Linked DNA regions of Homo sapiens: regions 1 and 2 are each linked to region 3. The links are chromatin loops, found by intact Hi-C in ENCODE. Cell type or tissue: mammary epithelial cell. All regions are shown on one strand.

Region 1 (8,000 bases), 240 kb after region 3:
TGCTCTCCAATTACACCACATCAGGACCGCTGCCACTTCCCACTGCTCCGTGGCAGCCCCTCTATGTACCACCCAAGTTGGCTGACTGTGGGATGATAGGACAGAGAAGGAACAAGCCAAGGAGCAAGACAGAGGAGACTAACAGGACGCAGAGGCCACTCTTAACACCACAGGCTTTTTAACTGAAAGGAATGTTAATGGTCACCTGGGTCACTTGATCTCAGTCTCCTTAGGGCCACAGATCTCTGATGATCAGATGAAAGTGGTCGAACTCTCTTTCCAGAAAAATACGCCTTCTCAAATTTCAGGATGTCTCCCAGAATCCCTGAAACCCATTCATCTAGACTAAGTTGTGGTTTGTTTGTTGTTTTTTTTTTTGGTTTTGGTTTTTTTTGAGACAGGATCTCACTCTGTTGCCCAGGATGAAGTGTAGTGGCGTGATCTTGGCTCACTGCAACCTCTGCCTCTCGGCTCAAGAGATTCTCATGCCTCAGCCTCCTGAGTAGCTGGGACAACAGGTGCACATCACCACGCCCAACTAATTTTTGTAATTTTTATAGAGACAGGGTCTTGCTATGTTGCCCAGGCTGGTCTCAAACTCCTGGGCTTAAGCCATCCTTGCACTTTGACCTCCCAAAGTGCTGGGATTACAGGGATGAGCCGCTGTTCCCAGTTAGACTAAGATTTTAATTTACAAACAAGGACATGGAGGCCCAAAGAACATGCAGGAATTAGCCCAAGGTTACACAGAAAATTTACTGAATTTACTTATTTATTTGAGACAAAGTCTTGCCCTGTCGCACAGGCTGGAGTGCAGTGGTGTATCTCAGCTCACTGCAGCCTCCACCTCCTGGGTTCAAGCAATTCTCCTGCCTCAGCCTCCCTAGTAGCTGGGATTACAGGCACATGCCACCACACCCAGCTAATTTTTGTATTTTTAGTAGAGATGGGGTTTCACCATGTTGGCCAGGCTGGTCTTAAACTTCTGACCTCAGGTGATCTGCCCACCTGGCCTCTCAAAGTACTGGGATTACAGGTGTGAGCCACCATGCCCGGCCAGATAACTGAATTTAAACTCAGCTCTCCTGATTGCCAATGTAGGACCCATCAGCCCATAGTAGGAGGCTGTCACCCTGCACTGAGCCCTGTGGCAGCAATTGTGGGAAATTAGGGTGCTTACAACCAAGGAAACAGGATCTCAGACTCATGAAAAAAAAAAAAAAAACCTAAGATCAATGAGTAAGCAATATTCCTGCCATAGAGTCCTCTTTGGAAAGTAGATGCTAATGCCTTCTGTTAGTTCTCCAGGCACTTATTGAGCACCTATGAACATCTCTTAAGCTCTAATCACTGGGAGATTCATTATTTATTAGAAATTAAAACTCGCCTGTAATCCCAGCACTTTGGGAGGCCAAGATGGGTGGACCATCTGAGTTCTAGACCACCCTGGCCAATATGGTGGTAAAACCCCATCTCTACTAAAAATACAAAAATTAGCCGGGCGTGGTGACAGGCGCCTGTAATCCCAGCTACTCAGGGGGCTGAGGCAGGAGAATCGCTTGAACCCAGGTGGCAGAGGTTGCAGTGAGCCGAGATCGTGCCATCGCACTCCAGCCCGGGGGACAAGAGTGAGACTTCATCTCAAAAAGAAAAGAAATTAAAACTCATCATCTCAAGCCTGAAGAGGATGTTGGGTTCCTCAATGTGATTTTTTGTGATTTGTTCAGATGGTGGGTACCCCACCCTGAAATATTTACTACAAAGTTCAAGTAAAGGAGCTTCCTCGTGCTTGCTATTCCATGGACTTTGGCATGAGAATTAGGCACGCTGTTAATGAAGGAGACCAGTGGTTGGACTAAAGGATGCCTTGGTGGCTTCTACTGCAGCCTTAGCTATTCAACAGAGGAACAGAAGACTCCCATGTTGCTGGGAGGTTCTCAGTGACAGTTTCTCAGGACACACACTTTTTAAGTAGCAGGAGACTCAGATTCTGAATTTTTCTTTCTAGAAAGATGCAGGTAGCAGTTTTGATTGATGTTTATCTTAGCGGTTGGATGCTAAGAGGCGGTTTTGTTTTTGTTTGTTTGTTTTAATCATGGAAGGACCTGGTGAAGCCTACAGACTTGCCCTCCAGTCTGAGCTTCTCTGCTGACTGGCCATGTGACTTTGAGCAAGCCTCTTTACTTCTTTCAGCCTTGGTTTTCTCATCTGAAAAGCAGGAATAATATTAATATGGGCATAATGTTCTTAAAGCAACATTAATAGTTCCCTTCCCTAGTTTTACAGCCTATTCTTTTCTTTTTCTTCTTCTTCTTTTTTGTTTTTTTTTTTTTTGAGATGGCGTCTCACTGTGTCGCCCAGGCTGGAGTGCAGTGGCACAATCTCGGCTCACTGCAATCTCTGCCTCCCGAGTTCAAGCGATTCTCATGCCTCAGTCTCCTGAGTACCAGGGTTCACAGGCATGTGCCACCACACCCGGCTGGGGTTTCACCATGTGGACCAAGCTGGTCTCGAACTCCTGACCTCAAGCCATCCACCCGCCTTGGCCTCCCTAAGTGCTGGGATTACAGGTGTAAGCCACTGCGGCCAGCTGACAGCCTATTCTTTTCTTTCTTTTGCAGCACATACTCCATTCTGCCTTGTATTTTTGGTGATAGCTCCCCAGTCTGTCTCTCCTACTAGATGGTAACCTCTCAAGGGCTATCTTTGTAGTCCCTCAAGCCCAGGGCAGCACTTTGTATGCAATGGGTGTATCAGTCAGGGCCCAATCAGGAGATAGAAACCATGCAGTAATTTGAATAGGAGAAATGTAATAGAAGGAATTATTGATCTCTGATGGGAGCAACTATAAGGATGTAAAGGGAACTCCAAAGGATACCCTAAGGCTGAGAGAGAATACCCAGGAAGGACAAACTTGGCAGGGGCCTCTCTGCATGGCTGGGGTTCAGACTTCATTGGAGAAGCAGGATGGTGGGGAAGTTCACGAGGTTGACCTGAGCCAGGGCTGGTTCACAGTGGTTGAGCAGCAGAGCGCCCTCTGGGGTGCAGGCCAGAGGAGGTTGGTGGACAGGGGTGTGTGTGGAGAGAGAGTCGGGGCACGCTGCCAGTGCAAGGCCTGCAGCACGCAGTGCCTGCAGCAGGAGGGCCACCGTGAAGTGGTTACTGGGCCCAGGCTAGGGCTGCAAGGTCACTGAGCAACTATGCACTCCAGGCTTGCAGCTGGGGCAGAGCATGACCGAAAGTCCCCACAGGCACACTCTGCAGCCCAACAACATCCAAATCTGAAGAAATCCCCTTCCTCTTGCAGTGGCCCTTTAGGGCCCCCTACTGATGAGGCTCACTGTAAAGGAGAAATGCTTACAGGGTCCAGTCCATGATCTCAGAGCAGAGGCATAAGGGCGACTTTGGAGCTAAGGCAATACTATGAAAACTGCAATGGGTGCAATGAGGGATCAATAAAATGTTTGAATTAAATCGGAGAAAGCTACATAACCTGTCATGCCCCCCCTTCATCCGTGCTTAGTTCCCTTTCTTTGAGTCCTGTAGATTTTGCCACCAATAAATGTCAAACCTTTTTAACTACTTTTGTAATTTACTCTCTGGAAGCTCATTTCCCTCTGGGGTATTCTGTGTGTGTGTGTGTGTGTGTGTGTGTGGTTTTTGTTGTTGTTGTTGTTTTTGAGACAGAGTCTCACTCTGTCGACCAGGCTGGAGTGCAGTGGCACGATCTCGGCTCACTGCAATGTCCACCTCCCAGGTTCAAGTGATTCTCCTGCCTCAGGCTCCCAAGTAGCTGGGATTACAGGCACATGCCAACATGCCCAGTAGGGACGGGGTTTCTCCATCTCATCATGTTGGCCAGGCTGGTCTTGAACTCCCAGCCTCAAGTAATCCACCTCCCCCAACCCGCCCGACATCAGCCTCCCGAAGTGCTGGGCTTACAGGTGTGAGCCACTGTGCCTGGCCTCTGTGTGTCTTCTTAATGAGGCATGTGTCTCTCTTCTCTTAGCTCATACTTAAAAGAGATTTGCAGAAAGAAAGAAGGAGCGGGGGGGACTGGCTCTCGCAAACAGTGTGAGACCCAGTATTTTATTTCACAACTTATTTCTCCACTTGAACTTGAACTTGTTTCTCCACTGTCTGTTTCATTTCGAGGCAGTTCACTTGTCCCTCCCAAATGCTTTAGGAGTGTCCTGAAGCACTTGACTTCAAGTAGCAGTGGAAAGAATCAGAGCCAATCCAAGAACCAATCTTTCTCTGACTTGGAGAAGTCAGTGGCCACCTCGGGTCAGACTAGGGAGTTAATCTCCTTGGACAAATCTGAAGAGTCCAGTCTCCAAATATTTAGAAAAGAATAGGCAAGAAGAGAAGAACCACCAGCCGACTTGGAGGATAATTACAACACAAATATTATTCAGAAAGCATTTAGAAAGGACTAATCGTTTCAAGTAACTTGAGAATCCAACCGAGATGAGTTGAGCCTATAAAGAGCCCTTCAGATGCCCTCTTGTGGGAGACTGTGTTAATAGGCACCAAGTTTGGGTTAGGACAGTGTTCTTGGGTATCAACCACCCTGTTCTTCCAAAATATTGCATTCTCTCCCGAAGAGTCAGATGTAATTAGTGTTAACTGTTGATTCCCTCCAGGAATGAGCTAAACAGTGGGATGTGGCTACAGTTAAGACTTCCTCTAAGAATGAAGTGGTTGTCCAAACTTAAATCTGTTGGCCGGGCATGGTGGCTCACGCCTGTAATCCCAGCACTTTGGGAGGCCAAGGCGGATGGATCACTTGAGGTCAGGAGTTCAAGACCAGCCTGGCCACCATGGTGAAACCCCCATCTCTACTAAAAATACAAAAATTGGCCGGGCTTGGTGGTGGGCACCTGTAGTCCCAGCTACTCAGGAGGCTGGGGCAGAAGAATGGCTTGAACCCAGGAGGCGGAGATTGCAGTGAGCTCAGATCCCACCACTTCATTCCAGCCTTGAGACTCCGTCTCAAAAAAAGAAAGCTGTTTATCATCCTGCAGAAGGATGATTATCCCTTTAGACCAGAAAAATGACAGTGAGAAGAACTAGAAGAACTTAATTTTTCCACTGAAATTTAGACTTTTTTTTTTTTTTGAGACAGTCTCACTCTGTCACTCAGGCTGGAGTGCAGTGGCGCAATCTCGGCTCACTGCAACCTCTGCCTCCTGGGTTCAAGTGATTCTTCTGCCTCAGCCTCCCAAGTAGCTGGGATTACAGGTGTGCAGCATCACGCCCGGCTAATTTTTGTATTTTTGGTAGAGACAGGGTTTCACCATATTGGCCAAGCTGGTCTCAAACTCCTGACCTCAAGTGATCTGCCCACCTCGGCCTCCCAAAGCGCTGCGATTACAGGCATGAACCACTGAGCCCAGGCCGACATTTATATCTATATATTGCGGCTGTGTTGTTGTTGTTGTTATTATTATTATTATTATTATTATTATTATTATTATTATTATTTTGCAAGTGATGTGCATTCTGGGCCAGTGAAACCTAGAGCAGATTGGCAGGAAACCATCTCAGTGTCTTACCAAGCTTTACCTTGTTACCTTTATGTGTACAAAGGAAATTGTGCCCTTAAATGATCAAGAAAAACAGGTGTGTTTCCCCTGGATAATGAGATTGTGGTTTATTTTCTTATTTTTGCTTATCTATATTTTCTGCAATGAGCATGTTTTATTTGTGAAACTAAATATATATAAAAATATATGGCCGGGCGCGGTGGCTCACGCCTGTAATCCCAGCACTTTGGGAGGCTGAGGCGGGCGGATCACGAGGTCAGGAGATCGAGACCATCCTGGCTAACACGGTGAAACCCCGTCTCTACTAAAAATACAAAAAATTAGCCGGGCGTGGTGGTGGGCGCCTGTAATCCCAGCTACTCGGGAGGCTGAGGCAGGAGAATGGCATGAACCCAAGAGGCGGAGCTTGCAGTGAGCCGGGATAGCGCCACTGCAGTCCAGCTTGGGCGAAAGAGTGAGACTCCGTCTCAAAAACCAAAAAAAAAAAAAAAAAAAAAAATATATATATATATAAAATATATATTTTTAACATATATATAATTTTAATTTTAAAAAACACACACTTTTCTAACTCTTGGCCTATATCCCTGCTTTTTGACTCAAATTTAGCCAGACCCTTTCCAACCTCTTTACTCCTCCTGTTCAGGTGAACTGCCAAAAATCAGCAGACTTCAGTTTGGGAAGAGATTTTTTTTTTTTGGAAGAGATTAATTTCCTCACTCTTGAACTCCTAAAAACAGCCCAGTTTTTCTTCTACCTCTCACCAAGCAGTGATTGATGCTACACCTGCCTCTGATGTGACAAAACCAAAGCCATGAATCAAAGCCTTCTATGATTCTTGCGCATTCTGAGGCTGGTGAAAGCACTAGCCGGGGGCCCTGAGACGTGTGAAGATGCTCTGTGTGGGGGTTATTCTGCCTCGGGCACTTTGGAGGGTAACACCTGCTATCACTAACCTTTGATATGTTGCTCTGCTTTTTCAGATTTTCGACAATGAAGCCAAAGACGTGGAGAGAGAAGTTTGCTTTATTGATATTGCCTGCGATGAAATTCCAGAGCGCTACTACAAAGAATCTGAGGTAAGCAACAGTTGGGATGAGATGTGGAAGATTCATTCATTCATTCATTCCACAACTATTTCTTAAGTGCCTCCTAACTTGGGAGGATGCCATCTCTCGTCGTGTGGATTCAATTTGCTTTCGTATCTTGCTGGTTCTTTTTGCAAGTCTCAAAATTAAGTCTCTAACTCTTCAGGGACCATCATTGGCCCTGGCTGTTACTCAATCTCCACTTAGTTTTCCTGTCTCCCAACTCTGCCATCATTTTTGGCAACGTCAGTATCCATAGGGCTGGACCATCCAACACACTGGCCTTGCTGAAAAACAACAGTCTCCCCAATTACATGCGCTCTTTTTTTTTTTTTTTTCTTTTTTTTTTTTGAGATGGAGTCTCGCCCAGGCTGGAGTGTGGTGGTGTGATCTCACTGTGGCATCTGCCTCCCAGGTTCAAGCCATTCTCCTGCCTCAGCCTCCTGAGTATGTGGGATTACAGGCGCCCACCACCATACCTGGCTAATTTTTGTATTTTTAGTAGAGATGGGGTTTCACCCTGTTGGCCAGGCTGGTCTCCAACTTCTGATCTCAAATGATCAGCCCACCTTGGCCTCCCAAAGCACTGGGATTACAGGCATGAGCCACCTGTGTTTTATTTGTATCTGAATCAATCCTTGAAAACTTTGATAGCTCATTCCAGCACAGCTCCTTTCTCTCAAAACAGCAAGCACCTTAATGAGGACATCTCCTTTGTTCTTGGCTGAGAATAAATTTCAGAGAACTTCTTTCTGTCTGGTTTTCAACCTACCAGGATCCATCCTTTGCCTTAGTTCTACCTTCTTGTTATACGGTTTGTGCAAGTCACCATTTATATCCCATTAGTATTTTATTAATGGCTGCTGACGGAACTTGGGTGACCCACTTGTAAATAACATCCCAGCCCTGCAATGACAGCAGATGCAGGGCTATTTTTGTTGGTTAGCGACATGCCACCAATCCCAATATGTTTGGAATCAGGGCCCCAGACTCGTCCTTGAGCCGTAACACGTGGACCTTGAAACTCTTCTCCCAGAGTCATCAAGGCTGATGGGAGACACAATAAATAAACTTATTCAAAATGAATTCTGTCGTTACGCAAATAAACCAGGCTCCCGACGTGGTTCAGATTTCTTTTGCCTCCACATTTTGGGGTTCATTTCGGTATAAAAGTCTTACCTGATCTTAGCAAATGCTCGGCTGCTTAATTGCAGGCGCTTATGTTCAGCTGCTGTCCCTGAAAGGGCTGGGGAGAGGCTGATGTGGATCACTCTGTGTTGCTCATCTCCACCCAAAGGGTGAGCGTTTTAACATCATCAGCTTTCATTATGCTCTGTGGCCAACCACACCTATGCATTTTAAG
Region 2 (8,000 bases), 220 kb after region 3:
CCCCAAATTCCTATGTTAAAATCCTAATCACCGCAAGGTGATGGCATTAGGAGGTGAGGCCTTTGAAGGTGCTTAGGTCTTAAGGGCCCCAGAGAGACCCCTTAGGTTTTAAGGGCCCCAGATAGACCCCTTGTCCCTTCTACCATGTGAGGACACAACTAGAAGTTGCTATCTGCCCAGGCATGGTGGCTTATACCTGTAATCCTAGCACTTTGGGAGGCCAAGGCAGGCAGATCATCTGAGGTCAGGAGTTCATGACCAGCCTGGCCAACATGGTGAAACCCCGTCTCTACAAAAAAATACAAAAAAATTAGCTGGGCATGGTGGTGGGCACCTGTAATCCCAGCTACTTGGGAAGCTGAGGCAGGAGAATTGCTTGAACCTGAGAGGTGGAGGTTGCAGTGAGCCGAGATCACGCCATTGCACTCCAGCCTGGGTGACAAGAGTGAAACTCCATCTCAAAAAAACAGAAAGAAGGTGCTATCTATGATCCAGGAAGTGGGTCCTCACCTGATGCCAAATCTGCCTCGATCTTGGACTTCTCAGCCCCCAAAACTATAAGAAATACATATATATATATATATATATATATATATATATATTTTTTTTTTTTTTTTTTTTACCATGTTGGCCAGGCTGGTCTTGAACTCCTGACTTCAGGTGATCCATCCACCTTGGCCTCCCAGAGTGCTGGGATTACAGGCAAGAGCCACTGTGCCTGGCTAAGAAATAAATTTCTTTTGTTCACACACTACCCAGTTTATGGCATTTTTTAATAGCAGCCCAAACAGACTGAGACACGTGAGGTTGATGAATTCAGTTTTTGTCCAGTTGAGTTTGAAGTAGTCACGGAAAACTTAGTGAAATAACCGGTAGGGAATTTGGTATATAAATCCAAAGCCGAGACCTAGAGATACAGATTTGGAAGTCATAAACGTAGTTTTGAAAGCATGAGAACAGAGGATATTACCCAAAGGATACATGAGGGATAAAATGAAAAGAAGGGCAAGGATGGAACCTGGGGGAATATTGACGTTTAATGGGAGGGAAATGGAAGAGCATCTCATAGAGATGGATGAGAAAGGAGCACTCTGAGAGTTAGGAGAATCGGGATGCCTGGGAGTCACAAAGGCCCAGGAAAGTGAGAACACCAAGGAAGAAATTGTCACCAGTAACAGCAACAGAGTTCCGTGAACACAGAATTTAAAAGGTCCTGTGAGAATGAGCAATAAGGTCACTGGTGACCTTTATGAAAACGAGAGACATGGTGGAGTTAGAAGCCAGCTTGTAGTATCCTTTGATGCTTGGCTGTAGAAGGAAGGAAAAGAATTGGATCAGAAGGGGACTTAGAGTGGAAGGGAGAAGCCTTTGCAAGATTTCCCATCTCTGTGGAAAAGAAGTTCATGTTCGGGTGTATCTCCTCTGTTCCAAACGCATAGCAGTGACAGATAAAATACAAAGAGAGAAAGCCAAAGTGATATTGCTGGACTCGTGGATCAAAAACTCGGAAGGATGAGGGTAGCCTGGATTGACTGGAATCTGGGTCTTGGGGTCAGGCAGGTATTGATGTAGGTCTTTTATGGCAATAGGACTAAAAGTACTCAATGCAAGCTGGGCCACCAGAGCCAGGGTCACTGTTTGAAAAAAGAGGCTGGAGGTAGGCCTCCCCACCCTCTTTTCATTCTTTCAGGTGAAAGGAACCTGAAAAGAATCCCCTGTGTCTGATGCCTGGGCCATGGCTTACAGTAGTAGTTCTGCTCTTAGAAGGCAACTGTAAAACCTAGAGATTGGTGTGAGGAGTCAGGGAGTGGAGGTGGAGAAAAAAAAGCAGCAACAGTGACAATAACAACAAAGCCTCCCACTCAAAAACGACCCCGCAAATCTAACATTAATGAAGACAGCCAAGGTATCAACAGTCAGAATGTAAATCTACTGCCGAAGAAAATAACTTTGTAGACAGACCTGATTAAAATAGTATATTCGGGCTGCTCAGAGGGAAAAGTAAAGGAATAATGTTCATTTTAAAAGAATGAGAAATTAGGAACCAAAAAAGAAACAAGAACAGAGGATTTGAAAAAGAACCAGTTTGAAATTCAGGGACTGAATCATTGAAATGAAATCTAAGTGGATCAGATAAACTAGGCTAGATACAACTGAAGAGATAATTAGTGAATTGGAAGATATTAATAGTATTGAGAAATACAACCCATTTCATAGCACAGAAATACAAAGAATTTTTTAAATACATAGTTAAATTAGGGAGAAAGAATGAGAATTGCCATATAGCTAACTCATAGGAGCAGAAAAATATTAGGTTGGTGCAAAAGTAATTGCGATTTTTGCCATTAGTTTTAATGCAATTACTTTTGCACCAACCATACAATGGAGGAAATAACAGAAAAGCAATATTTGAAACAATAAAGGCTGAGAATTTTCTAGAATTGAAGAGAGACATAAATCCTTACATCAACGTATATTTGAGTAATAACAATAATGGTAAACACTTATTTAGCCCTTATGTTCCAGACCCTCTTCTATATGCTTTCTATGTATTAACTCATTAATCCTCTAATATCCCTTGGATAAGAGTAATTTACATGTGAGTAAACTGGAAAAGAGAGAATGTGTGTAGTTTGCCCAAGGTCACACAACTGGGTGGTGGGATTTCACCCCAAGCAGCCTGGATACCCTCTAATACTTCTCTAAATCCTAAAGGGATTAAAAATAAATCTATACCTGGACACATTGTCATGAAACTGCAGATTATCAAAGATTTTTTTTTAAGAGCTCCTCTAGAGGAAAGACAGATCACGTACAAAGGGACAATCCTCATCCTAATAGTGGACTTCTCATTAGCAACAGCTGGTCAATGAAGACAATGAAAGGAGAGATTCTAAAACCCAGGGCAAGGCATAGAACACAAGAAACAAATGTGGGCCTATCAAATGATACAATGTTATACATTAACTTAACTGTGAAATACTGAGGAAGGAGCTGGTAGGCCAGTGAGTTTGGAGTTACAAGAGGAAGAGCAGCTGGGCACCCCGTGGCTCATCCCTGTAATCTCAGCACTGTGGGAGGCTGGAGAAGGAGGATCACTTTATCCCAGGAACTCAAGACCAGCCTGGACAACATAGTGAGACCCCATCTCTACAAAAAAAAAATTAAAAAATTTGGCAAGCATGGTGGTGCGTGCCTATAGTCCCAGCTACTTGGGAGGCTGAGGTGGGAGGATCACTTGAGCCCAAGAGGTTGAGGCTGCAGTGAGCCATGATTGCGCCACTGCACTCTAGTCTGGGTGACAGAGCAAGACCCTGTCTCAAAAAGAAAAAGGAGGGAAAGAAAATAAGAGGAAGAGCCTGCCCCCGGGAAGCCAGAAAGTGAATGGTCTTCGTGAACCTCTGAAATAGAAGGAAAAGCAGGGCAGGCAAGGAGGGGGAGAAGGGGCAGAGAGTGACGAGCACACGCAGAAGGTCTCTAGTTTCCAGTAATATGGGAAGAAAGGTCATCTCCTGTAAAGGAAGGGGTCAGGAAAGAGGGGGCTGAAGGAGGGTAATAAAGGTCAAAGATAACCTTTATGGGAAATGGATGAGAAGCGTCAAAGGATTGCTTGAAAGTCTTGGCAGTGTGGTGATTTGGGAAATGTTGAATGAGTGGTACCATCAGCCTACATAATTGTGGCGTTTTCCCAGCTGTGCTTTGCAGCCTGCGTGTAGGAGCACAGGAAATGGTTGAATTGATTCAGGATTTGTCTTCAGGGTAGGTTCAGCAAAGTATGGAAAAATTGAGCAAGTGAAGGTCAAAATGAGCTTTGGAGTCCAGTGAAGACTCTTGGGAATTGGAGAGCTTGGTGAGGTCAAGGAGAAAGTGTCCTGGGAGTGAGAGTAAGAGAATACAGGTTGGGGTTGGAGCAAAAGTAACTAGAGCTTTCAGATTTCAGAAGTGGAATAATTCCAGGAGATTCAAGACCCCAGTGGAGCTTGAAGGGAAGTGGTTAGAGGTGGAATGGAGGTGAAGGTCGTTGGAGGAGAAGGAAAGGAAAAGGAATGAGGAGGCTGGGCCTATAGTGTTGATGGGCTGCCCATGTGGACACTGAAATCATAAAGATGTGGATATAAAGTAGGGTAAAGTGGAATCCTGGGCATGGTCCAGAGAGTTCATGAAGCCAGGGGTCAGGTGGTCTGTAAATAACAGCAGTCATCATCAATCACCAATGAGGCGTGTGGCTAGAAAGCAGGGGCCTGGAGGAGGAGGGCCCTGGAAAAGTGCCACTCATTCTACAAGTGACCACTAACCTTGGGAATTTTTTTTTGGTGGTTGGGGGGATGGATCTTGCTCTGTCGCCCAGGTTAGAGTGCAGTGGTACAACCTTGGTTCACTGCAACCTCGACCTCCTGGACTCAGGTGATCCTCCTACCTCAGTCTCCCAAGTAGCTGGAACTACAGGTGCATACCACCATGCCCAGCTAATTTTGATATTTTTTTTTTGTAGAGATGGGGTTTTGCCATGTTTCCCAGGCTGGTCTCCAACTCCTGGGCTCAAGTGATCCTCTTGCCTCACCCTCCCGTAGTGCTGGGATTACAAGCATGAGCTACCACACCAGGCCCCTGGGTCACCTCTTACACCAGAGCCAGTGGGTTCATTTGATCAATCTGAGCAGTACTCACAGGATTCAATTGTCTTCTCACACCTTTTCCCCAGGTTTCAAAGTCAGAGCCACTTGCTGACTTGAGTGATTATGGCAGGGCCCCATCTAATGGCCTTTTTGCAAAGTACAGCTGGAGCAAGCAGGCTCGCCTGTGCCCCTTTTCTCATCAAAAGCAAGGCAAAGAGGGTATAGATTAGACTAGCAGGCCCCGGCTAGGAAGTAACATCTTCAAGAGTAAGAAGTAATCATGATGGCAGCCATGTGGATATTGACTCATAATAATGGTGATGGTCAGACGGATATTGGCAGGAATATTTACATGAGCCCAGCATCTTGCCAACCTGTCTTTAGATAGCCACAGTCTCATGAAATCTTCACAGATATTAATATCCCCATTTTACAACTGACACTGAGGCTTAGTGAGAGCCAGCGGTCTGCACAGCCTCACAGCTAGCAAGTGTCAGATCTAGGACTCAATTCTAGGTTAGTTTAGCCTTGGAGCACGTGCTCTCATGTAACTAATCTGCTGTCTTTGGCTCTAAAAATGAAATAAGACTGTAGGTAGAGCCAGGCGCGGTGGCTCACACCTGTAATCCCAACACTTTGGGAGGCTGAGGCGGACGAATCATTTGAGGTCAGGAGTTTGAGACCAGCCTGGCCAACAAGGTGAAACCCTGTCTCTACTAAAAATACAAAAATTAGCTGGGCTTGGTGGTGCATGCTTGTAATCCCAGCTGCTTGGGAGGCTGAGGCAGGAGAATCACTTGAACCAGGGAGGCAGAGGCTGCAGTAAGCCAAGATCCAAGATGGTGCCACTGCTCCAACCTGGGCAACAGAACGAGACTCTGTCTCATAGATTTAAAAAAAAAAAAAAAACTGTACATGGAGTCAGCTGCTCTAAAGTCTGGTTGAAAGTTTAAATTTTCACAGTGAGGAAAGGGAAATAAGTCACTCCCATCTTAAAGAAGCATTGTCAAAGGAATATTTTTCTCCTTCCAAGTTTTACAGGGAGGCAAATATTCTGAAAGGAATTATCGTGGTAATAACATCCCTTACCTGATTTTTTTCAAAAACTTTTATTACTAGGAATTTTCTCAGATGTAATGCCATATAATGGGTGTTTATCAACTGGAATAGTGAGGGAAAATGGCTTTCCAGCCATGTGTCTAGTTTTTACACATCTTCAGACATGGATGGAAGGCAGAGCTGGGTTGCCTCAATTCTGGGTCAAGTCAGCTTCCCCTGGATTAGAAGGGGAGGCTGGTAGGCTAATAGCAGGATGCTGGTGACATATGAAGGAGGGGTTGTTTCTTATGAAAGCAGATTCTCAGAGAAAGAGGATCTGCGTAGGAACACCAGAGAGATTGGCCTCAAAGACCCAAAAGCAAAAGAAATAAGTTAAAAATAAAACAGTCCTAGGCCAGGCACGGTCACTCACGCCTGTAATCCCAACACTTTGGGAGGCCCAGGCGGGTGGATAGCTTGAGGTCAGGAGTTCGAGACCAGCCTTGCCAACATGGTGAAACCCCATTTTTACTGAAAATACAAAAATTAGCCAGGCGTGAAAGCATGTACCTGTAGTCCCAGCTACTTGGGAAGCTGAGGCACAAGAATCACTTGAACCCAGGAGGCGGAGGTTGCAGTGTGCTGAGAACTTGCCACTGCACTCCAGCCTGGACAACAGAGTGAGACTCCCTCTCCAAAAAAAATTAAAATATGACTGGGCATGGCTCACATCTGTAATCCCAGCACTTTGGGAGGCTGAGGCGGACGGATCACCTGAGGCCAGGAGTTTGAGACCAGCCTGGCCAACATCATGAAGCCCCATCTCTACTAAAAATAAAAAATTAGCTGGGTGCGTTGGGATGCGCCTGTAGTCCCAGTTACTCAGGAGGCTGAGGCAGGAGAATCGTTTGAAACCGGGAAGCAGAGGTTGCAGTGAGCCGAAATCGCGCCATTGCACTCCAGCCAGGGCAACAGGGTGAGATTCTGTCTCAAAATAAAATAAAATAAAACAAAACAATAAAATAAAATAAAACAAGGCTAATGATAAACCCAGGGGCTCCTTGGCAGGAGCAAAGCTGAACCGAGAGCTCTATTCCTAGAGCCCTATGTCTGAATAATTTATTTTTCCTATCTCATAGTCCCTATGTGCCTTCCTCAGCTGAGATCAAGTGCCAAAGGACATCTCAAAATACCCACAGCCAAAACTTCTCAGCATAGCTCCCTGCATGGAGAAGGAGACAGCTCTGCAAGTCTTTGTCCTGAACCGTTTACGGATTTTCCATGGTCTGCAAGACCTTGGACTCACGCCGCCTGCCAGCTGGCAGCCGCTGTCCAGCCTGGGAACAGAGCTTGCTCCGGCCTGTGGCGAGTCCTCCCGGGGCTTATCGTGAATTTCCCCGGTTTTGCATCTTCATCCTGAAAACCTCCCGACCTTTCCTTAATGAAGATTTTAGCTGGGGGAAATTGCATTAGTGGCTCGTGTTTTTCTGTCAACCTTCTAAATTATGTTAGTTGTAAGTAAAAAGAGTACAGTAAGTCCTTTTATCCGTTGTGGGCTGTTCCTGGGAATCATAATGGACAATAAAATAATAAGTAATGGACAGGAAGATGCTCTTAGAACCAGTTCGGAAAACTCTTCCAGTGCCAGACAGAAACCAGCCACCTGCGCCGTTATCAGGACATCAAGTGAAGCCAGTAAACACTTGTGGAGCTCCTTTTAAGTCCCAGCACCAAAGAATAATACCTAACACTTCTAGTTAAGAGAGCATCGTACTGAGTATTATCTCAGTTAATATTCATAACAGCACATAAGTTCAATGCTCAGTTTGCAGATGAGGGAACTGTGGTTGAGAGATGTTTTTAATACACTGCCCAAGGCCACACAATGAATAGCTGACAAAACTGAGATCTGGGGTCTTTTGATTGTGTGTCTTTCTCTCTCCACACTCCACCTCAGCTGCTCAGAAGCAGATCCTGGGGCCAGAATGGACCTCTGTAGGAAGCCTCAGAGATGGAAGCTTTCTGCCCTCAACTGGCTGACTGAATTGATGGAACAGTGGGTGATAAGCGAGGGAATTATTTCGTAGTTTGGTTGAAAAAAAGTCTTCAGCATGTAAATATGTCTTACATAAGTCATGAAAAATGGGACTGAAAGAAATGAGAGACAAGAGGGAAAAGACAGAAGTATTTTCTTTATCAAACCTTGGGGAAAAGCATCTTTTCCTCAAATACCCAATGCAGTATGTATGGTTTTTGTTGTTATTATTAAGACAAGGGACCCTTTTTTTACCCAGACCCAAATTCAACTGCCTTCAAAGAGATGGGACAATGTTCTTAGAGAGTGAA
Region 3 (8,000 bases):
GTGAGCCATTTCATTTTATAATGAAGTCTAGACCTGTAGTAGGTGCAGTTAAGTTGTCTACCTCATTGACAAACTCTAGGCTAGAACCAGGTCTGATTTAAGGCTCAAGGCTGTTCTACTATATGGAATTCTCCCTCCTCTGAGATTCCTTGGTGGAAGAAAATATTCTCCTGAGGACCCATGTGTAAAGCAGGTACACTGGCTCTACTCTCTAGTTGAAGGTGGCTGGGGACTCCAACCTTGTGTCTGCTTAGCGGGACACATAGGGTAGCCCCATTGGAACCTATTGGAAGGGTGGCCCACCTCCTCCCGCAGCCACTCGGTCCCAGTGAGCGACCTGCTCACCAAGGAGGCTCCTTGGAGCACAGTCTGAAGATCACCCTGCACCTGCCACCCTCGCCACAGAGGTACTTGTTAGTAAAATGAGCGTCTCTCAAGAGACGCTAAGCACATCCTAATATTATCTAAGGCAGGAATCCTTTTGTTTTCATTGCTTTCTTTACTGTTTAACCGTTCTGGCCAGGCGCGGTGGCTCATGCCTGTAATCCCAGCACTTTGGGAGGCTGAGGCGGGTGGATCACCTGAGGTCGGGAGTTTGAGACCAGCCTGACTAACATGAGAAACCCCGTCTCTACTAAAAATACAAAATTAGCCAGGCGTGGTGGCGCATGCCTGTAATCCCAGGTACTTGGGAGGGTGAGGCAGGAGAATTACTTGAACCAGGGAGGTGGAGGTTGTGGTGAGCTGAGATCGCACCATCGCACTCCAGCCTGGGCAACAAGAGCAAAACTCTGTCTCAAAAAAACAAAAACAAACGAACAAACAAACCAAAAACCAGTTCTTGTTTAACAGTTCCTGTTCTGACTGCATTCACATAAATGTGTATACTTTTAGGGATTGATTTGTGGTCTCTAGGGATATGGTGCACAATGCAGAAAAATAGAAACACTCCCCTCCCCTCCGAGAAAAGAGAAGGAAAGGAAAGAAAAGAAAAACAACTTTTTCATACAGAATATTATTTTCTTTTTTGCCCTGGCAGGGAGCCAGTGCACTTCATCCAGGCACCCCCAGGGTCCCCAGAGAGTTTTCTTGCGCACATTTCTGAGAACGGATTTGGGATCAGGGTGGTGCTGCCTCTGGAATGACATGAATGGAAATGCCAAAATGCCCAACAGTGTTCCTTGTTCTCTTTTTTTTTTTTTTTGAGACGGAGTCTCGCTCTTTCGCCCAGGCCAGAGTGCAGTGGCGCGATCTCGGCTCACTGCAAGCTCCGCCTCCCGGGTTCACGCCATTCTCCTGCCTCAGCTTCCCGAGTATCTGGGATTACAGGCGCCCGCCACTGCGCCCAGCTGATTTTTTGTATTTTTAGTAGAGACGGGGTTTCACCCTTTTAACCAGGATGGTCTCGATCTCCTGACCTCGTGATCTGCCCGCCTCGGCCTCCCAAAGTGCTGGGATTACAGGCATGAGCCACTGCGCCGGGCCTTGTTCTCAGTTTTAAACCATTTTCCTGAAATGCATCTGCAAACATATCAAGGCAGAAATTATTGAAAGGAAGAGATTTTAAGTTTGCTGCTGGCGTCAATACCTCTGAATATAAAGGATAAAGACTCCTTGGATTAATCTCACAGACTTTCCCCAAGGTTTCTTGTAAATGTAATTTGGAAAATGTTTTCCTTGTCTGGTATAAAAATTTTATTCTGAATAAGATAATTCTATAAAAAGTTTTCTCAAGAACGAGCACAATTTTGAGAGGTTGTTTTATTTTATTTTAAATTTTCTGTTGAGAAGGGACCAAGGTCAGGGTCATGCGTGTGATTTCTGTGTGATCCAGGTGGTTTCCTTGGTGGCTTGTTCTGGGAGGTGAAGCCAGTTGGACTTCTTGGTCCGGTGGGGACTTGGAGAACTTTTCTGTCTTACAAGAGGATTGTAAAATGCACCAATCAGCGCTCTGTAGCTAGCTAGAGATTTCTAAAATACGCTAATCAGCAGGCTGCAAAAACGCACCAATCAGGTCTCTGTGGCTAGCTAGCGGTTTCTAAAATGCGCTAATCAGCACTCTGCAAAAACGCACCAATCAGCTCTCTGTGGCTAGCTAGAGGTTTGTAAAATGGACCAATCAGTGCTCAGTAAAATGCACCAATCAGTGCTCTGTAAAATGGAGCAATCAGCACTCTGTAAAATGGACCAATCAGCAGGACATGGGCGGGGACAAATAAGGGAATAATGGCTGACCACCCCTCCCCCCTCCCCTCCCCCCAGGCACCTTCCAGGCTGTGGAAGCTTTGCTCTTTTGCTGTTCACTCTTTTGCTGTTCACACTAAATCTTCCTGCTGTCCGCTCTTTGGTCCGCACCACCTTTAAGAGCTGTAACACTCACCGTGAAGGTCCGCGGCTTCATTCTTGAAGTGAGCGAGACCAAGAACCCACCGGAAGGAACCATCTCCGGACACAGTTCCACAGCCAGGGGACAGTGGAGGTTTGGCTAGCTGTCTGGCAAAGCTCCGGTTTTTTTTTTTGTCATAACGGGCACAGGGAAAGGAGGGCGGGTAAATAGATTTGTGCAAACCTTTCAACACTAATGGAACAGACAAGGAGCAGATGCTGTCCTCCTGGCTGGTCAGTGAAATTGACTCTGTCCATGAAGGAAGCTGCATTTTCCCAGTGACTTGGGTGGAAGTACCTGGCGCAGGAGATAGATACAGGGATCAGGGAAGCAAACTGTTGTTAACAAAACCCTGGTTAAAAGTAGGTAGTAATTAACTTTTGCTTTTTCTTATTGTGATATGGAGGAAGTTCCTAAGGCTCTTGAAAGTCAATTTAGAAACCTTGTGTCTGATTGCGTGAGTGTGACTGATACTCCAAAGCAAAGCGAGTAATATTCATTTCAGTAAGGCTGTCGTTTCAGGCGAATGGAGAATATTATTTATTGTAGGCATTAAAAGAAATTAATATACTTTATTTATTTTGAGACGGAGTTTTGCTCTTGTCGCCCAGGCTGGAGTGCAGTGGCGCTATCGCGGCTCACTGCAACCTCCGCCTCCCAGGTTTCAAGGGGTTCTCCTGCCTCAGCCTCCCGACTAGCTGGGATTACAGGCGCCTGCCAGCATGTCCAGCTAATTTTTGTATTTTTAGTAGAGTCGGGGTTTCACCATGTTGTCCAGGCTGGTCTCGAACTCCTGACCTCAGGTGATCCACCCGCCTCGGCCTCTCAGAGTGCTGGGATTACAGGTGTGAGCCACTGCGCCCCGCCTAAACTAAATTAATATAGTTTAAACATTCAACCTCTTTAAGAGCTTCCCCTCTCCTAGGGATGTGTAGGTATGAGATGGGGAGTGGGGAATCACAACGTTTTGGGTTTTTAAAAATGTGAAAGTGTATGCACAAAGGCAGTAAATGTGTTTTTCAGAAGCAGTAATTACTGGAAAAGTACATCTAGGTTCATTGCTTTAGCGGCCTGAGTGAGATCGCAGCACCCTGGCTGGCTTGTGTGGGCTTTGGCCTGTTTTCTGTTGCCTGGAGGTCTGTAGTGTTAGGCAAGTCTGAAAACTAGGTAACACTTTTGCCCTGTATCAGAGAAACAGACTGAGTTCTAGAAATCAGCTAACTTGTACTGAGAAGGTTTTATGTATCTTTAACAAATTCAGCCCACCGGGAGAGGAAAAGGAGAATTTCAGACTAGAAATCAGGAATTTTGTATATTCCCAAGTGAAGATTTTTCTTGTAGGTTACAAGGAGGATGAGGCGCAAATATATTACAAATATTAAAACGGACAAACCAATCGTATCTGGAAAATGTAGAGTTGTCTGGAAAAATAATCTTGGAAACTTTACTTTTTGTACTATGCAACCTCTAATTTACAAATAACATCCAAATCATTCAAACGAACAGCGTCGCAGGGCTGCACACCGCCAGGGGGCGCCATTTACATGGGACCCAGTGGGAGTAGAGCAGTGTGATGGCCTGCAACTGACCAACCTGCCTTTTACTGCCCTTTCATGCTCCCAGCCCCTGCTGCTCTCCTGGGTTAGAAATTGAAAGTTTATACCAAACTCATGGGTTTACAAGTGGAAACATCACACCCTTAGCATCGTCTTTCCTGAACACTCCATCTACAATAGCTTTTTCCTCATCTAAATCTCTGGCCAGGCACAGCGGCTCACGCCTGTAATCCCAGCACTTTGGGGTGCCGAGGCAGACGGGTCACTTGAGGTCGGGAGTTTAAGATCAGCCTGGCCAACGTGATGAAACCCCATCTCTACTAAAAACACAAAAATTAGCTGGGCATGGTGGTGGGCGCCTGTAATCCCAGCTACTCGGGAGGCCAACGCAGGAGAATTGCTTGAACCCGGGAGGTGGAAGTTGCAGTGAGCTGAGATCGAGGCTGCACTCCAGCCTGGCTGACAGAGCGAAACTCTGTCTCAAAATAAAATATAAAATAAAATAATCTTTTCCTTAATATTCTCGCTATTTATATCCTCTATTATCTGCCTCTCCACGCCTGTTTATTCCTTCAGAGCATTTATCGCAATTTGTACTTATTTTGTTTAATTGTTTGTTGTCTATCGCCATCATTATCTTTTCAACATGTAATCCACATGAGAAAATACTGATACAATCTTTTCACTTATTTTTTTCACACTAAGTCTTTGAAATCAGGTGTGTATTTTCCGTGGACACGCATCTCAGTTTCACTGGCCGCTCTGCAGTGCTCAAGGACCATGTGTGGCTTGTGGCTGCCATACTGGACAGTGCAGGTCTGGTGCTTAAACTTAGGGTCCACACATAGTAAATACTTGCTGAATGAATGGATAGGAAGAAGCTGAGGAAAACAGGAACTTTTTAAGGAACCCTGATCCTCTATGTCCTCCTGTAAAAGGTTTAAAATTTTTTCACTTGTATACTGCCTGAAATTTTACCAATTAGAGATTCTTTTGTATTTAATACATCCTCATTAAAAAATTTCTTAGTGATACCCCTGAGAAGTTTGAAATCAGTCACATATATTTAGGAGTTATTGCCGTCAGACTGCTTTCCTCCCAATTCCCGGAGGAGTATGTATATTAGTTTTCGTTTCTTTTTTTCGTGTTTTTTTTTTTTTTTCCCTTGGAGTCTTGCTCTTGTTGCCCAGGCTGGAGTGCAGTTCTTTCAGCTCACTGCAACCTCTGCCTCCTGGTTTCAAGTGATTCTCCTGCCTCAGCCTCCCGAGTAGCTGGGATTACAGGTGCCCACCACCACGCCCGGCTAATTTTTGTATTTTTAGTAGAGACGAGGTTTCTCCATGTTGGCCAGGCTGGCCTTGAACTCCTGACCTAGTGATCCACCTGTCTTGGCCTCTCAAAGTGTTGGGATTACAGGCATGAGCCACTGCACCCGGCCTCTTTTGTTTTTTACTCTGAGACATAGTCTTGCTCTGTCACCCAGGCTGGAGTGCAGTGTGCATGATCTCGACTCACTGCAACCTCCACCTCTCGGGTTCAAGCAATCCTCCCGCCTCAGCTTTCTTAGTAGCTGAGACTACAGACTAGCACCACCACACCTGGCTGGTCTTGTATTTTTAGTAGAGACAGGGTTTCACCATGTAGGCCAGGCTGGTCTCGAACTCCTGACCTCCGGTGATCCACCCGCCTCGGCCTCCCAAAGTGAGCCACCGCGCCTGGCAGTATATTAGTTTTCTATTGCTGTGTTACAAATGATCACAAACTCAGTGGCTTACAATAACACCCATTTATTAGCACACAAATTCTGTGGGTCAGAAGTCTAGGTGCAGCATGGCTGGATTCTCTGCTCAGGGTCTCATAAAGCTGACATCAAGGCGTCAGTCAGGCTGCCTTTCTTTCTGGAGCTTGGAGTTGTCTTCAGGGTTCACATGGTTGTTGGCAGAATGCAGTTCCTTACTGCATCCATCAGTTAGAGGCTCGATCCCAGAGGCCACCTGCCGTGTCCTGCCATGTGGCCCTCTCCACAACATGGCAGTTTGCTCTTGCAAGGCTAGCAGGAGCTTCTACTGCAACTTCAGATCTCTCCGACTTGCTGTCTCTGACTTCTTGATTCTTTTCCAAAAGGGCTCACCAATCAGTGGGAATCTTGGGGGCCATTCTGCCTCTCCTAGGGAGATTAGCTGAATTAGAGAAGTAGTTATTTCTTGAATCTGGAAAACAGGGCTATGGAAGTTCCAGGCTGGCATCATGAAAACATCCATTCACAGATACTTTATTGAACTCCTGCTCTGTGCCGGGTGCTAGGCCTGCAGCGGCTGACAGGGCAGGTAGATCCCTGCCCTCCTGAAGCTCCTAGGCCAGAGGACACTGGAGAGGTTTTATTGCCATTTAAAAATAGATGATGGCCATAGTTGCACAAGTCTGTAAGTGTATTAAGAACCATTGAATTGGTATGTAAAGTACATCTCAGTAAAGCTGTTTTTTGTTTTGTTGTTGTTGTTGTTGTTGTTGTTTTTGAGATGGAGTCTCACTCTGTTGCCCAGGCTAGAGTGCTATGGCGCAATCTCGGCTCACTGCACCCTCCGCTTCCTGGGTTCAAGCAATTCTCCTGCCTCAGTCTCCCGAGTAGCTGGGACTACAGGCACGTGCCACCACGCCCGGCTAATTGTTTGTATTTTTAGTAGAGACGGGGTTTCACTGTGGTAGCCAGGATGGTCTCGAACTCCTGACCTCGTGATCCACCCACCTCGGCCTCCCAAAGTGCTGGGATTACAGACGCGAGCCACCGTGCCCGGCCAAAGCTGTTTTTTTAGAAATAGAAGTGCTTACAGATTTGTTTGAGCAGAATAGATACCCATGTTCAGAGAGAGAGAGAGAGAGCCATTGAGAGGCAGAGAGTGCCGAATGTGAATTCTGTGTAAATTGAAAAGTTACGGTCCCCGTCCATAAGGAGATGGCTCTGGTTGTCTTGAATTTAGACAGCTTTCCAGAGGAGGAGGTTCTCTCCTGCAGCAGTGTGGGAAAAAAATCTACCAGATTTGGACCAGAATGACTGCAATTTAGGTCAGAACATGATACTTAGAGGGAAAAAAGTAATCATGGCTTGAATAGCTGCCCTAAGGCCAGCTACAGGGCTGCAGGGGTCTGTGGAACCTTTCTTGTCAGAACTCAGGATCCTTAGGAGTCCCCACAAGGGCATGGAGGCTGTGGCCATCATGAGTGGAAGAACCAGCTTCCAAAGGAACCTAGGATTGTTCTGGCCCTGGCTCCAGGTGCATATCTCTGCTTTCCGTGAGCATTGAATGGGAAATCACGTGTTAGCAGAATAAATCCCAGAATACACATTCAGGAGGAGATGGTTCCACATGGCACGTAAGTCCTTTGCCTTATTGATGTTTGTCTGGCAGATGTCCTTAAGCCTTCCCATCAAGGGCTTTATTCTAAGGGTGGCTAACTGGCTATTTAAACCTCATCTCAATAGTGTCTGTCTAGGATGGCAAAATCACACCAGGTTCTGCTGGGCAAATCTCCCAGGTGGCGTATTGCTAGAGGAGAGCGCCACTGCAGAGGACACACTGTCTTGGCCACTGGCTTTGCAAACCATAGTGGAGGAGGGAGTCTGGGGTCACCAACCACTTCCTGGCTGACTGCCTGAGCCACATTATACAAGACTGTTTGTTGACTTAGTAATACTGAAGCCAGAGCTCACCAAGATTCTGACATCAAGCATGAAAGTGACTAATTCTTTCATTTCCCAGCACTTTGACAAAGGGGACTCTCTTAAAACTCCTCATCGGACGTTAGTGGAAGTCGACTCATGTATCTAAACATGTAGCCAGCGTAAGTTCTTGGTCAGATTGATCTAATGACTTTTTTAGCGTGTGTGTGTGTGTGTGTGTGTGTGTTTAATCTTTTTAAGTTTGGGTGAAGTTTGACCTTCTAGAATTCCTGTTTATTCCTGAGCAAAGAAAAAAAAATCAACCCTTTTTAATTCCTTTAGCATCATATCTGACCATCTTTAGGGTGTTGTTTCTTTCCTAGACTGAATCACTCAGAGA

The links. A loop is a pair of places that touch in the nucleus more often than their neighbours do. Peaks named below come from ENCODE experiments on the same cell type or tissue, not always from the same donor. Only the 100,000 strongest peaks of a DNase experiment are listed, where the experiment ranks them.
Region 1: it touches region 3 in a loop (9-fold over the local background); 56 of 110 quality-filtered maps call a loop at or near these places.
Region 2: a loop joins it to region 3, with 11 times the contacts of the local background. A loop is called at or near these places in 54 of 110 quality-filtered maps.

Annotation. Positions count from the first base shown.
Region 1 is chr17:67,625,611-67,633,610 of GRCh38, forward strand. PITPNC1 (phosphatidylinositol transfer protein cytoplasmic 1) reads left to right here. Exons shown (of 9, transcript NM_012417.4): 6 at 6,533-6,628. Among named protein-coding and RNA genes, the nearest start is that of NOL11, 88 kb to the right of the region's middle. In mammary epithelial cell, a CTCF peak has its summit at 4,511 (motif pointing left); no DNase peak of the experiment used is centred here.
Region 2 is chr17:67,598,434-67,606,433 of GRCh38, forward strand. The region is part of intron 5 of PITPNC1 (phosphatidylinositol transfer protein cytoplasmic 1); the gene reads left to right. Among named protein-coding and RNA genes, the nearest start is that of NOL11, 120 kb to the right of the region's middle. RefSeq lists a silencer at 1,005-1,233 and an enhancer at 4,448-4,957. In mammary epithelial cell, a CTCF peak has its summit at 4,753; no DNase peak of the experiment used is centred here.
Region 3 is chr17:67,383,240-67,391,239 of GRCh38, forward strand. The region is part of intron 1 of PITPNC1 (phosphatidylinositol transfer protein cytoplasmic 1); the gene reads left to right. LOC124904047 (a long non-coding RNA gene) reads right to left here and starts at 2,495. Exons shown (of 2, transcript XR_007065884.1): 1 at 2,381-2,495; 2 at 1,747-1,911. RefSeq lists a silencer at 7,764-7,833. In mammary epithelial cell, a CTCF peak has its summit at 3,922 (motif pointing right); a DNase peak (open chromatin) is centred at 7,692; H3K27ac peaks cover 1,433 bases.